Regions from separate parts of the Homo sapiens genome. Here all the other regions are linked to region 3. The links are chromatin contacts, found by Hi-C or POLR2A ChIA-PET in ENCODE. All regions are on one chromosome and are shown on one strand. The core of a region is the stretch at or near the end of the contact, and the rest is flanking DNA. Distances in the headings are between cores, read along the strand shown. Region 1 holds the start of ARRB1 (arrestin beta 1). Region 2 holds the start of RPS3 (ribosomal protein S3). Region 3 overlaps GDPD5 (glycerophosphodiester phosphodiesterase domain containing 5).

Evidence for each region. A loop is a pair of places that touch in the nucleus more often than their neighbours do. ChIA-PET counts read pairs that join two places held with the same protein, here RNA polymerase II (POLR2A). Pooled maps may share reads with other maps.
Region 1: a pooled map shows a loop between it and region 3 (2.3-fold over the local background). The contact joins the promoter of ARRB1 here to the enhancer-like site in region 3. A Hi-C loop is called at or near these places in 2 of 50 pooled maps.
Region 2: a loop to region 3 is called in a pooled map, with 2.9 times the contacts of the local background. The contact joins the promoter of RPS3 here to the enhancer-like site in region 3. A Hi-C loop is called at or near these places in 3 of 50 pooled maps. POLR2A ChIA-PET finds 5 or more read pairs at or near these places in 7 of 52 experiments (H1, K562, activated CD4-positive, alpha-beta T cell and 3 more).

The regions. Positions count from the first base shown.
Region 1 is chr11:75,349,612-75,353,129 of GRCh38, reverse strand. ARRB1 (arrestin beta 1) reads left to right here and starts at 1,469. Exons shown (of 16, transcript NM_004041.5): 1 at 1,469-1,542. The coding sequence starts at 1,523. RefSeq lists enhancers at 261-1,216, 2,279-2,328 and a silencer at 1,449-1,728.
Region 2 is chr11:75,397,091-75,401,028 of GRCh38, reverse strand. RPS3 (ribosomal protein S3) reads right to left here and starts at 1,511. Exons shown (of 7, transcript NM_001005.5): 1 at 1,452-1,511; 2 at 205-335. The coding sequence starts at 1,481. SNORD15A (small nucleolar RNA, C/D box 15A) reads right to left here and starts at 638; the gene lies at 491-638. RefSeq lists enhancers at 85-948, 1,175-1,534.
Region 3 is chr11:75,473,422-75,477,334 of GRCh38, reverse strand. The region is part of intron 3 of GDPD5 (glycerophosphodiester phosphodiesterase domain containing 5); the gene reads left to right. Among named protein-coding and RNA genes, the nearest start is that of KLHL35, 42 kb to the right of the region's middle. Within about 2 kb of position 1,679, at least 24 of the 41 ENCODE cell types and tissues checked have a DNase peak (open chromatin) inside an H3K27ac peak, as active enhancers do.

The sequences.
Region 1 (3,518 bases), core at 220-2,719, 120 kb after region 3:
GACTGGGAGGAGGGTTCTGGGCTTTCATCCATACTCTCTAGCTCCTAACATTGCCCAGAGGTGGGCCACCCTGCCTACCCATCAGCCTCCCCCTGCCCCTCTGCCAAATCTGGACATAATTATAGTAATTATACTGCATATAAACAGTATAGGTAACTGCTTCTGAGCATAATTACAGGAGATGTTTACATACTCACAACAGCATCAGAGTAAATGATAGCTTACTTTCCCCTTAATACTTAGATATCAGGGACCTATCCGGGATAATTAGCCAAATCTCAGTAGTGAGGGTGTGGTAAAGACCTTACCGTTTCCCACTACCTGCAAAGCAGGAAGGCACCTCAGACAAAGCAGGGTCCCAGCCAAGATTTCACAGGACATCAAGAAGCCTGCAGAGAAGTGGGCTAACATCTACTGGGCACCTACTGTATGCAGGCGCTCAGGGGAGGCCAGCAAACACAAGCGAGTTCTTTCAACCTATTAACAATTCTGCAGGCTGATATTAGTGTATCCTCACTTTACAGGTCCGGACATGGGTTCTCAGAAGCTTAGTGCACAGGGTCACCCACAGCGAGCCATGGAGCTGGGCATGGGCGCTTTCCACGGTGCTACCCGGTCACAGCAGCGGGCCAGCTCTGCCCTCTTCCTTTATCGCCTCTTCTCACTTCTCACAGCTTCCTCTTCCTGGGCGGCCTCCTGCAGCCCCTGCTGGCCGCGGGTCTCCGCTCAGTTCCCCAGTGTCAAGGCCGTCTACTGCCCCCTCCGCCCCTTCTTCCTGTCCCTGTTGTGTGGCTGGGTGTTATCTCTCCAGTAGAAGGGGGTGGGGTGGGTGGAATGGGGAAGGGTGGAGCACAGGGCGAAGGCCTTGCCAGGCATCCCGGGGTCTCCAGCTAAGCGAGGGGCCGCAGGGAGCGCGGCCTCGGGGTCGCCAGACCCTCGGCTTCCAACCACCCGCACACACAAAGGCTGCCCCGGCATGCGCGGGAGAGCGCGCTCGCACCCACGGCCGTGCGCACACACGCACAACTGCACAAAGACGTGCACACTCCTCCATCCACACCAATACACTCCCTAATAGGGCCCGCACACAGCCGTGCGCCCTCACATACACCACACCACCACCACCACCACCACACACACACACACACACTCTCACACGGACTCGCACGCGGGTGGACCCCCTCCCCCACCACAAACGCCGACCTTGGGGCCCTGACGCGTCCCGCCGCGCTGCCCTGCCTCGCTGGGCGGCGCGCGCACACGCAGACGCGCACACACACACACATACACACACGCACACACCCCGCGCGGTTCCACGCCCCTGGCCGCGGCCCGGGCGCTGCGCTGCTCGACGCGGCGGGCGGCGGGCGGGGACCGGGGGCGGGGGCGGCGGCGGCGGCCGGGAGAGCGGAGGAGGCGGAGCAGGGAGCCGGGAGCGGGCTGGCCCGCGCTCCTCCTGCTGGCTGGGGATTTTCCAGCCTGGGCGCTGACGCCGCGGACCTCCCTGCGACCGTCGCGGACCATGGGCGACAAAGGGACCCGGTGAGTGCAGGGCGGCCGCCCGGCGGGGGGCGCGTGGGGGCGACCTCGGCGAGGACACGGGCGGGGGCTCCGATTGCGTCCTGGTTCTGCGTTCGCGGCCACCGCGGGATCTAGTACCAGCTCTCCTCCACCCGAGGTCTCCTGTGTGGTCTCCCCGGCAGGGCCGTGGGCGGGGGGACCCAAAGGGCGAGGGCCGGGCCGCCCCATGTGGGCCGCAGCTCCTGGCCCGGACACACAGCTCGCTGACACCCAGCATTGGCCGGCAGCCGCAGAGACGCACGGGGGCAGGTTGACACACAATACACGCACGGGCACACTAACCCGTGGCACAGGCATGCTGGCGCACACACTGGCAACCGCTAGCACACGCTCATCACACGCAGTGGCACGCCGTCATACACGCCTCGGTCAACACATTCTTGCTGACAGCCTTGTTGGCATGCACAGCTCACAATCCAACACACACCAATTCTAGCACACCCTCGTGCTGGCACACACGTGTGGGCATACACTGATACGCACACTGTCACCTGCACTCGCTGTAGCAAACACTCTTGCTGGCACACACATCACCCTCACTGGCACACACACTTGTGCTGGCATGTCTCACCAACACAGCGGAGCGCAAGGCCACACCAACACTGACCCCCACAGACACAATCAGACTGATGCCCTCAAAGACTGGCACCCCACAGGCACGAGCTGCTAGCCCAAGGCCCGCTGACACACACGCTTCAGGCCCCACATGGCCAGAAGTGGAAACACACACATCACACAGGGTAGAGCGCCCCCCGCCACCCCCAGCCTGGGGAAAACAGATCGCATTTCATCCAAATAGATCCCATCCATCTACTCTGTTCCCTTTCCCTCTGACCTCCTGAGGAGTGGCTGGCCAGGGGCTGTTTTGAACCTAGGGCTGGGAGAACCCCTCCCGTTCTCCTAGAACCTGTCCTGAAATACTCAGAAACAGTCTCTGCCTCTGAAAGGGGAAACTGGGACAAAAGGAGGAGGGGGCTGGAGCAGGACAGCCCCTGGGGGCAGCCCTTCAGACAGGACCAGCGCTGGTCAGGGGCTCAGCGTTGCCACCCTATTTTCCCCGTTGCCCTCCCCACCCCCTAAGTGGGCACAGCAGCCTCTCCCTGGGCTCCCCCTCTTTCTCATTGTTTTCTGTCTTTCTCTTCTATTCTTGTGTCCGACTTCTGCCTCCTTCCTTTCCTCCCCTCCCCTCTCCTCGTTTCCATTTATTATTAAGCTCTTGCTGTATACTAGGCGTAGTGTGGGGGATCAAAGATGCGCAAGGCCCACTCCTCCCCTGAAGGAGCTAACAGACTAGAGAGACACCACCCCGGTGGGCACCACCTTTCAGGGCCACTGACAAAGCTATTTCTCACCCACTGCCATCTAAGACTCTCTCTCCACAGTGTGAGAAAGGGCTTGCAGAGATTATTTCCATTTTCTAGAGGAGGAAACAGGCTCAGAGGCAACTCAGGCTCTTAATGTTTAGAAACTACTTTCCAGCCATCCTCCTGACAGCTCTTCCAGGAGGTTAATTTTCCTCTTCCTGTTTTCTAGCAGAGGAACCAGAGGGCTAGAGGCCATGTGATTTGCCTAAGGTCAAAAGGGGCCAGAGGCAGGGCGGAGGCTGGAGTCCACTTGGTCATGTCTCTGTGGATGGCCCTAGGGCACTGCCAGGCCCCTCATGGGCCAGGGAGGGGAGCCCTGCTCTGTGCTGGAGGCCCAGGCTTTGGGGGGGACGGCAGAAGATCATGCTGTGTCTGCATGAACCTTGATGGCTAGTCCCCATTGCAGCTGGCTGGCCAGCACTGTGACCTAGGCCTCTGTCCTCAGTAGGAAGGTATGTGACTCCTTCCCCAGCCACATCCATCTGCCCTGAAATTAAGACCCTCTTGACCCATGAGGTCAGGCTTTTCTTCCTGCAGGGCATAGCAGGGAGTCGGAGCCATTCTCCACTCCAT
Region 2 (3,938 bases), core at 262-2,761, 76 kb after region 3:
CGCCTATAGTCCCAGCTACTCGGGAGGCTGACGCAGGAGAATGGCGTGAACCCGGGAGGCGGAGCTTGCAGTGAGCCGAGATCGCGCCACTGCACTCCAGCTTTGGGGACAGAGCAAGACTCCGTCTCAAAAAAATAAATAAATAAATAAACCAACTTAGCATTTATAACAATTATAGGTGATGGCCAGTCAAATGAGTTTTACCTGGTGGCTAAGATAATGATTTCTGTCCTGGTTGGTGTAACTCGCACCTCAACTCCAGAGTAGCCATCTTCAGCCAGCTCCCGAGTAAGAAACTCATTCAGTTCAGCTTTGAAGATGCCATCAGCGACAAACTAATCCAAACAAAGCAAAGTTCAAAATTAGGAGATCGGTGTAGGCTCACTTTCGCCTGAGCCAGTCTAGTCTTATTAGTCAATGCATCCCTCACCAAAACTAAATACCTCCAACCAATGGTTCCAAACCCTTGTTCCAACAGGAGTGCAGCAACCCTTCTCAGACAAATGCCTCTAAGTCATCTTTAGGAAATTACTTCAACCAGGGCTCTTTAAACTGTGCCACAGAACGCAGCACAGAGTAGGCCACCTGGGCAAAGAGAACATCCCCAAGTCAGACTCGTCATCATCTCTTCATCGAAGGGTTTAAAACAGTTCCACATGCAAAACAAGAAACTGCTCTAATGGCCTATTTACACTTCATTCAGCACAGCAAAGACACTGTACTTGTCACTGTTAAGGAATAGATAGTAGACTTAACATATAAGCTCTCTCACTTGTAGACACAACCTGCACCGTCTAAAGAATCCCAGCCATGTTATTTGGCTTTACGGTACCAACAGAGCTGGCAAATCCTAACTCTCGAGAAGTTGTGGATTTAATTTTGACATCGAAGTGTATATACGAAATGACAAACTGTCTATTTTTAAAGCTAATGATTTTTACACAGTTCTATCCCATGTAATGACAAGGCGTTAAATCCGAGGCAGCTTCCTCCCGGGGTCCCCAGACGGAGCAAGCAACCGTCAGCAACCCTTCAAGTTGAGGTCCTGGGGCCAGCGGACTGTACCCAGAAACGACCAGTTAAGGCAAGAATACACTGCTGCCTTCTCTTCCCAAAACCACGGGATAAGACATGAGGGAAATGACACACGCCCTCAAAATACCACGTTTACTAATTCCGTTGACCGACAAATGCTCACAAACGCCTTCTCCGGGACAGAAGGGGCGCCTGGTGCCCATCTCTCTGCGCTTCACTTGGAACCCGGCCACACAGCGCCCTCCTGGCTGGGGCCTCTCACTCAATCCACCGCCATCCGCGGCCCGCAGGAACGCCAGGAAGCCTAGGCCGCTTCCAGGGCAGGCCACGGAGCTGCAGGCCTCGCGGTGGCACCCCGAGAAGCCCTCGACCCGCGCGGCGCCGTCGTTCTCCGAACCCAGTCCCCAGAGGCTCACCTTCCTCTTCTTGGATATTTGCACTGCCATCTTGCCGCCGCGCTCCGCTGAAAGGAAAGGAAGTGGCTCGCGGGCGGAAGTGAGTATAAAGGGCGCGAGCGACGACGGAGGGCTGCGCTGCGTGCACGCCTGTGGGTGCTCATGGGAAATGTAGTTTTTACGTAAGTAAGGCGTCCAGGGAAAGAAGAATGTAGGCAGGAACAGGAAAGGGGCTTCATCCAGCAGGACTTCTAAACTTCAGGGGACCTTAGAGTTCAATTCTCATAGTTTCAAAACAAGCAATGTGAGGTGCAGAGGTGGAAATTACAGGTATAAGTTCACACAGCAAGAGAGATTAACCAGCGTGGAACTCTGGCCCCTACACTTTCAGGGTGGACACTGTAATGAAAATCTGCTGAAATCCCTCAGTGAAACTCATTTAAGACTCCTCTTTGGGAGGCCAAGGCGGGCGGATTACTTGAGGTCAGGAGTTCGAGATTAGCCTGGCGAACATGGTGAAACCCCGTCTCTACTAAAAATAGAAAAATTAGCTGGGAGTGGTGTCGGGCACCTGTAATCCCAGCTACTCGGGAGGCTGAGGTGGGAGGATTGCTTGGACCTGGGAGATGGAGGTTGCAGTGGGCCAAGATCCTACCACTGCACTCTAGCCTGGACCACAGAGTGAGACTCTGTCTCAAACAAACAAACAAACAAACAAACAAAACAACTCATGTCCCCCAGTCTGTACCCATTTCCTCCATTCCAAATGATAATAATAAAACCTGATACTTACTAAGTGTCCTAGGGACTGCGTTCTGTGTCCTTTATGTTGTTCTCATTTACCCCACCTTACTTTCATCAAGTCCATTACAATTTGTAACAGAAGTCCCAGAAGGTCCCATGGGCCCGCCCTTCCTTCCTTCCTTCCTTCCTTCCTCTCTCTTTCTCTCTCTCTTTCTCTCCTTTCTTTCTTTTCTCTCCGGTTGCCCAAGCTGGAGTGCAGTAGTACGATCTCAGCTCCCTGCAACCTCCACTTCCCAGGTTCAAGTGATTCTTCTGCCTTGGCCTCCTGAGTAGCTGGGATTACAGGTGCACACCACCACACCCAGCTAATTTTTGTATTTTTAGTAGAGATGAAGTTTCACTATGTTGGCCAGGCTGGTCTTGAACTCCTGACCTCAAGTGATCCACCTGCCTTAGCCTCCCAGAGTGCTGGGATTACAGGCATGAGCCACCGTGCCTGGCCTTCTTTTTCAATTAAAAAAAATTCTAGCCAGGTGCAGTGGCTCAGGCCTGTAATCTTAGCACTTTGGGAGGCCAAGGCAAGTGGATAGCTTGAGGCCAGAAGTTTGAGACCAGTCTGGGCAACAGAATGAGACACCCTCATCTCTATGAAAAGTGAAAAAAGAAAATTATCCAGGTGTGGTGGTGTGTGCCTGTAGTCCCAGCTACTCTGGAGGGAGATGTGAGAGGATTGCTTGAGTACAGGAGGTCTAGGCTGCAGTGAGCCGTGATTGTGCCACTGCACTCAGCCCGGGCAACAGAGTGAGACTCAGTCTAAAAAAAATAAAAAATTAAAAATGTCCCTTCATTTTTTAATGAAGCTTACAGAACAGTTGAAAAAACTGTACGTGTATGCATCACCAAGCTGAGGGGGAATTGAGAATGATGCTACAATTAATATTTTGCTGTTGCTTTATCGTGGATCTACTCATCCCTGTAGCCACCCACCAATACATCTTTTGAGGCATTTCAAAGTAAGTTGCAGACATTGGTAAACTTTACCCCTAAACACTTCAATAACAGTTTTATTTTATTTATTTATTTATTTTTGAGACGAAGTCTTACTCTGTTGCCTAAGCTGGAGTGCAGTGGTGCGATCGCCGCTCACCGTAACCTCCACCTCCCGGGTTCAAGCGATTCTCCTGCCTCAGCCTCCTGAGTAGCTGGGACTACAGGCAAGCACCGCCATGTCCAGCTAATTTTCATATTTTTAGTAGAGATAGGGTTTCACTATGTTGGCCAGGCTTGTCTTGAACTCCTAACCTTGTGATCCGCCCACCTCGGCCTCCAAAAGTGCTGGGATTACAGGCGTGAGCCACCGCACCCAGCCAACAGTTTTATTTTAAGTTTGAATAGTTTTCTTCATTTAAAAGTCAGGGTATTTCTCTCTAAAACTATTTTAGGTTTTTCTTAAGGATATAGAAATATCTAGCAAAATAGTGAACCCACATTTCTTCATGGGCAGTGCTCTCCTTTCCTGTTACACAAAAAGAGTCTTTCCAAGGTGCCACACTCCCTGGCAGCACCACTCAGTTATTTTCTGGTCCTAGAAGCCATTGGAGTGTTTAACTCCAGCTCTAAAACAACTCTGATGTAAAGTGACCTGTCCTATAATCACGGAATTAACAGAGTTCTGTGGTTGCTGAGCAGAGGGACCAGGGAAGATGACAAAAAGTGGATGGGCGCGGTGGCTCATGCCTGTAATCCCAGCACTTTGGGAGGCCG
Region 3 (3,913 bases), core at 430-2,929:
AAGTTCTCAGCTTCCTGGCAGATCTTGACAGGCAGGCAGGCAGGCAAACAGGCAGGTGCTGGAGGAGAGGGTGAGGAGATGGGCCTGGCCATCCTGGAGCCTGGGAGCTGGCAGGGCCACGGTCTGGCACCGGGGCTCAGTCACCTGAGCCACAGGCTTGCCAGAGCTGGCAGCAGGTGCACAGCCGGATAAAGAAAGCCTCCTTCAGTGCTGGGCTTCCCAGGCCAGACCTAAGCTGCACTCCTGTCCCTGGGGCGCTGTCAGCCAGTGGATCTAGTTTCTTCTCTGAAGGAACCCAATTCCTGTGTGGTGTTTATCTAAAAGCTTTACTGTCTGGAGAACAACTTTCCTCCTCCTTCCTGCTTGTCTGAACAAAGAAGCCAGCCTCTAAATTCAGCCAGCCCCAGAAGAGGCTGGAGTGGCCAGGGGGTGGCAGGGTGTGGGCCGGGGTGGGGGATGGGGAGCGGTGGCTGCCGCTGATGTCAGAGGCCCAGTAGGCCTGGCTGTCTGTCTGGGGAGGTCGGGGAAGCTTATCCACCTGTCTGCCCTCCTCTGCCTGTGCTGATGACGGATAGAGCCCTAGACTGAGGAGCCTGGGTTCGTCACCTCCAAATAGTGAAAAGCAGGAACTGCCAGGGTGGGCACCAGGCCTGATTCATTGCCATCTCCCCACTCCCGGCCACAGAGGAGCCAAGTGGCCAAACTGAGGCAAAGGAGAGGGAAGGGCCTGCCCAAGGCCACAGGGCAGGCCCCTGGCAACGCCAATACTAGAGCCCCGGTCTCTCCACTCCAGGCCCCTGCTGGGAAGCCCTCTGAGATACCATATGTCACAGCTTTCCCTCTTATGTGGAGGGGTACAGACCGTGGGCTCTGGAGTCAGATGGATTCAGGTTTTGGTGGTGCATCCTCTACTTGAATCTAGTTGCCTGTGAGCTCCCTCAACGGTGAACTGGAGGGGAGACACACCCCTCTCAAGTTGCCGCTGGGCCATGACATGTGATGAGGGCTGTAACGTGACTGGCACAGTGCCAGCTATGACTAGCCATTGAGACAGGTCCTTCCAGATGCCCAAGCCTCAGCCTCTCCATCTCTGAAATGGGAGATAGGTTGTGATCTTGGCTTCAGAATCCCGTGACCACTCTACCGTGCTCCACACTTTGTTCTGGATCTGGACCTGGGCAATGGAGGTCCAGCAGCCACTGGTGTGAATGGGGTGGGGAGACAGCTGAGGCTAAGGTGAGAAGAAGGATGGCTGAGCTCCCAGGCAGGAAGCCCCTTGGCCATCAGGGCAGATGCTGGGGAAGGCGTATCTCCCAGAAGTCTCATCTCCTTGGTGGGCCCAAGGCCAGCCAGTCATAGGCATGGAGTCAGGAAGTGATGATCTTGGCTGCAGCCAGCACAGGGCCCAGAGTGGAGGAAGTGGGCTGAGGCTGGTTTTGAGCTGACTGAGAACCAGAACAGAATGTGCCCTGCAAGGCTAGGGTCTGGGTCACCAATCTGAGGCAGGGGTCTGGGGCCAAGGCTGGAGGGGCAGCAGGGGGCCATGAGCTAGGCTAGGAGAGGGTATAGGGCTTTACAGCAGCTCTGGGTGGCAGCGCCTCTGCAGAAAGGGCTGAGCTCACCTCAGGTGACCCCAAACTCACAGCTGAAGATGAGCATCCTCTGCTCCCCCGCCCCTTTCTCCCTGCAGTCGCTCACTTCGCTCCGCCCCCTGTCTCCTCCTACTTCCTGGTTCCCAGCCTCTGCCCCTCATCCTTTCTCTCTCTCCCCATTTCTCTTTTCTCTCTCTATTCCTTCCTGAGGCAGCTGGGTGAGGGCAGCGGTGGGGCTGGACTCTCACAACGAAGGAATAGCGACCTAGTGTCTCAAAGACAGGGCTGGTGCAGGGTAGGGGCTCCAGAAATTTCGCTGAACAAATAGAGGTCTTGCGTAAGCTCTGCGGGGGCTGGTAGGGAGAGGAGAGCTGCCTGAGTTGAGGGGTGGTGGAGACGGCTCTTCCAGTGAGCCTGGTTTGTCTCCTTATTCTCACCACCCCCGCCCCAGGGGGGATTCTCCCCCTGTATCTCCCAACTCAGAGAAGCCTGGGTTCAACTCCTGTGAAACCCGATCTCCCTGAGTCTCATCTGTGAAATGGGCTGAAAGGTGGGAGAGTCACGAGGCATTTTATTCTCATTCTCAGGCTGGAAAATGAAGTATGAAAGTAATAGTATCTGTTAACATTTATTGAGTACCTACTGTATGCAGGGAGCAAACAGTTTACATGCATTGCCCTAGTCATTGTTGTAACATCTCCATGGGCCATGTTTAATTGTGTGCCCATTTTACAGATGGAGAAATCAGTCACACAGGCTGATGATAGATTTGCAGCCTAAACTGCTGGAGACTAGGGAAGATAGCGTGTGTTGAAGATGTGGGTTTAAGTGAGAGTTTGCTGGAAGAAGAAAGGCAAGGGGACTTGGGAAGTTGCCTGATGGAGGAGAAAGAGCACTGGACCAGGAGCATTTGGGACAAGATGGGGAGTGGCCTTGAATGCCAGGCTTGGAATCCTCAGTGTTTCCCTGGTTATGATCCAGCCCTGGGCCCTGAAGTGGATCCTGGGAGTGGAGAGGGTGCGTGGAGAGAGCCTGGGAAGGGCCCCTTCCTCTCCATCCACGCTGGTCTCCCTCCTTCCTGCCCCCCAGCCTGACACATTCCCACCTCTTCCAAGCCTTTGCCCCCCAGTCCCCCAGGATACACGCTTAACAAATAAAGAAGCAGGAAACCAAGGACCAGAGAGGTGAAATGGCCTCTTCTCTTGCCCCCAGTTCTGAGGAGTGGAGGAGCCTGGCAGCAGGAGGCCAGGCTCACTCAACAGCCAGGAAGGGGAAGTAGAGCTTTTTATAACTGGGGATAATTAATTGGTTGTTGTCTGTGACTCATTACTCTAATACTGCCAATTAAGGACTTGGTAGGACAGAAGACTGTTCTCAGGCCATCCCCACAGGGTCCCCTGAAGACTGTGTCTGCAAAAGGCAGTGTCAAAACCAGCTTCTCTATAGAGAGGGATATAGGTCAGATGCCTGGAGGAACTTCCCAGCCAGAGACATTGAAAGAGACAGACTACCATAGCCGATTCTTGCACTTCTGTAGTACATTTACCTTTTGAAGGCTGCTATAATCTTAATTGATTTCCTCCAGGAAGAGCAAGGGAGTTATTCAGGCCAAGGGGCTGAGGGCACAGCCTGCACTGACCCCACTCACACCCCCAGGCCTGTGCCTTCTCATCTGTTCCACACCAAACAGTCTTGTCTGGGGTGCCCTGATTACTTATTCAATCAACAAACCTGTCCTGCTACCTGCTCTGGGGTCATAAGTATATCAGACCTGGTTTTCCCCTCCCTTGAAGGGCCGGCCCCCAGGCTTGTGGGGGAACAGACAAGATCAGACACACCTGGACCACCCAGGTCGATCATTTTGGAGGCCTGGGGAAACCCTGGGGGCAGGGAAGGCTTGCCCGAGCTGGCCTCTGGGAGTATCGGCCCCATCTCCACAGACCAGGGAAGTGTTCAGGGTAGGGGGAACTGTGTGCACAAGAGAGTGTCTTGTGTTCAGGAACTGAAAGGAATTCAGTCCACCGGCTCAGGTGCAGGGACGGGGAAGGGTGCTGCTCAGTGGGCCTGAGCCTGAAGCTGTATTAAGGAGTCTAGGCTTCATCCTGGGCAGCGGGGGCCTGAGCCAGGCTCGGGCTGTGTGAGGAACACTGTGGTCAAATTGTGGAGGATGCTGAGGGCCCTCAGGTGGAGGTGGGAGGGCCAGTGAGGCCTCAGGTGTCTATGTGGGGAGTGAGGAGGTATACACAGGGATGCAGGCTGGGGAGGCATTCCAGAGACACCTAGAAGGTATCAACGGACTGGCTGTGGACTGAGGTGCAGAG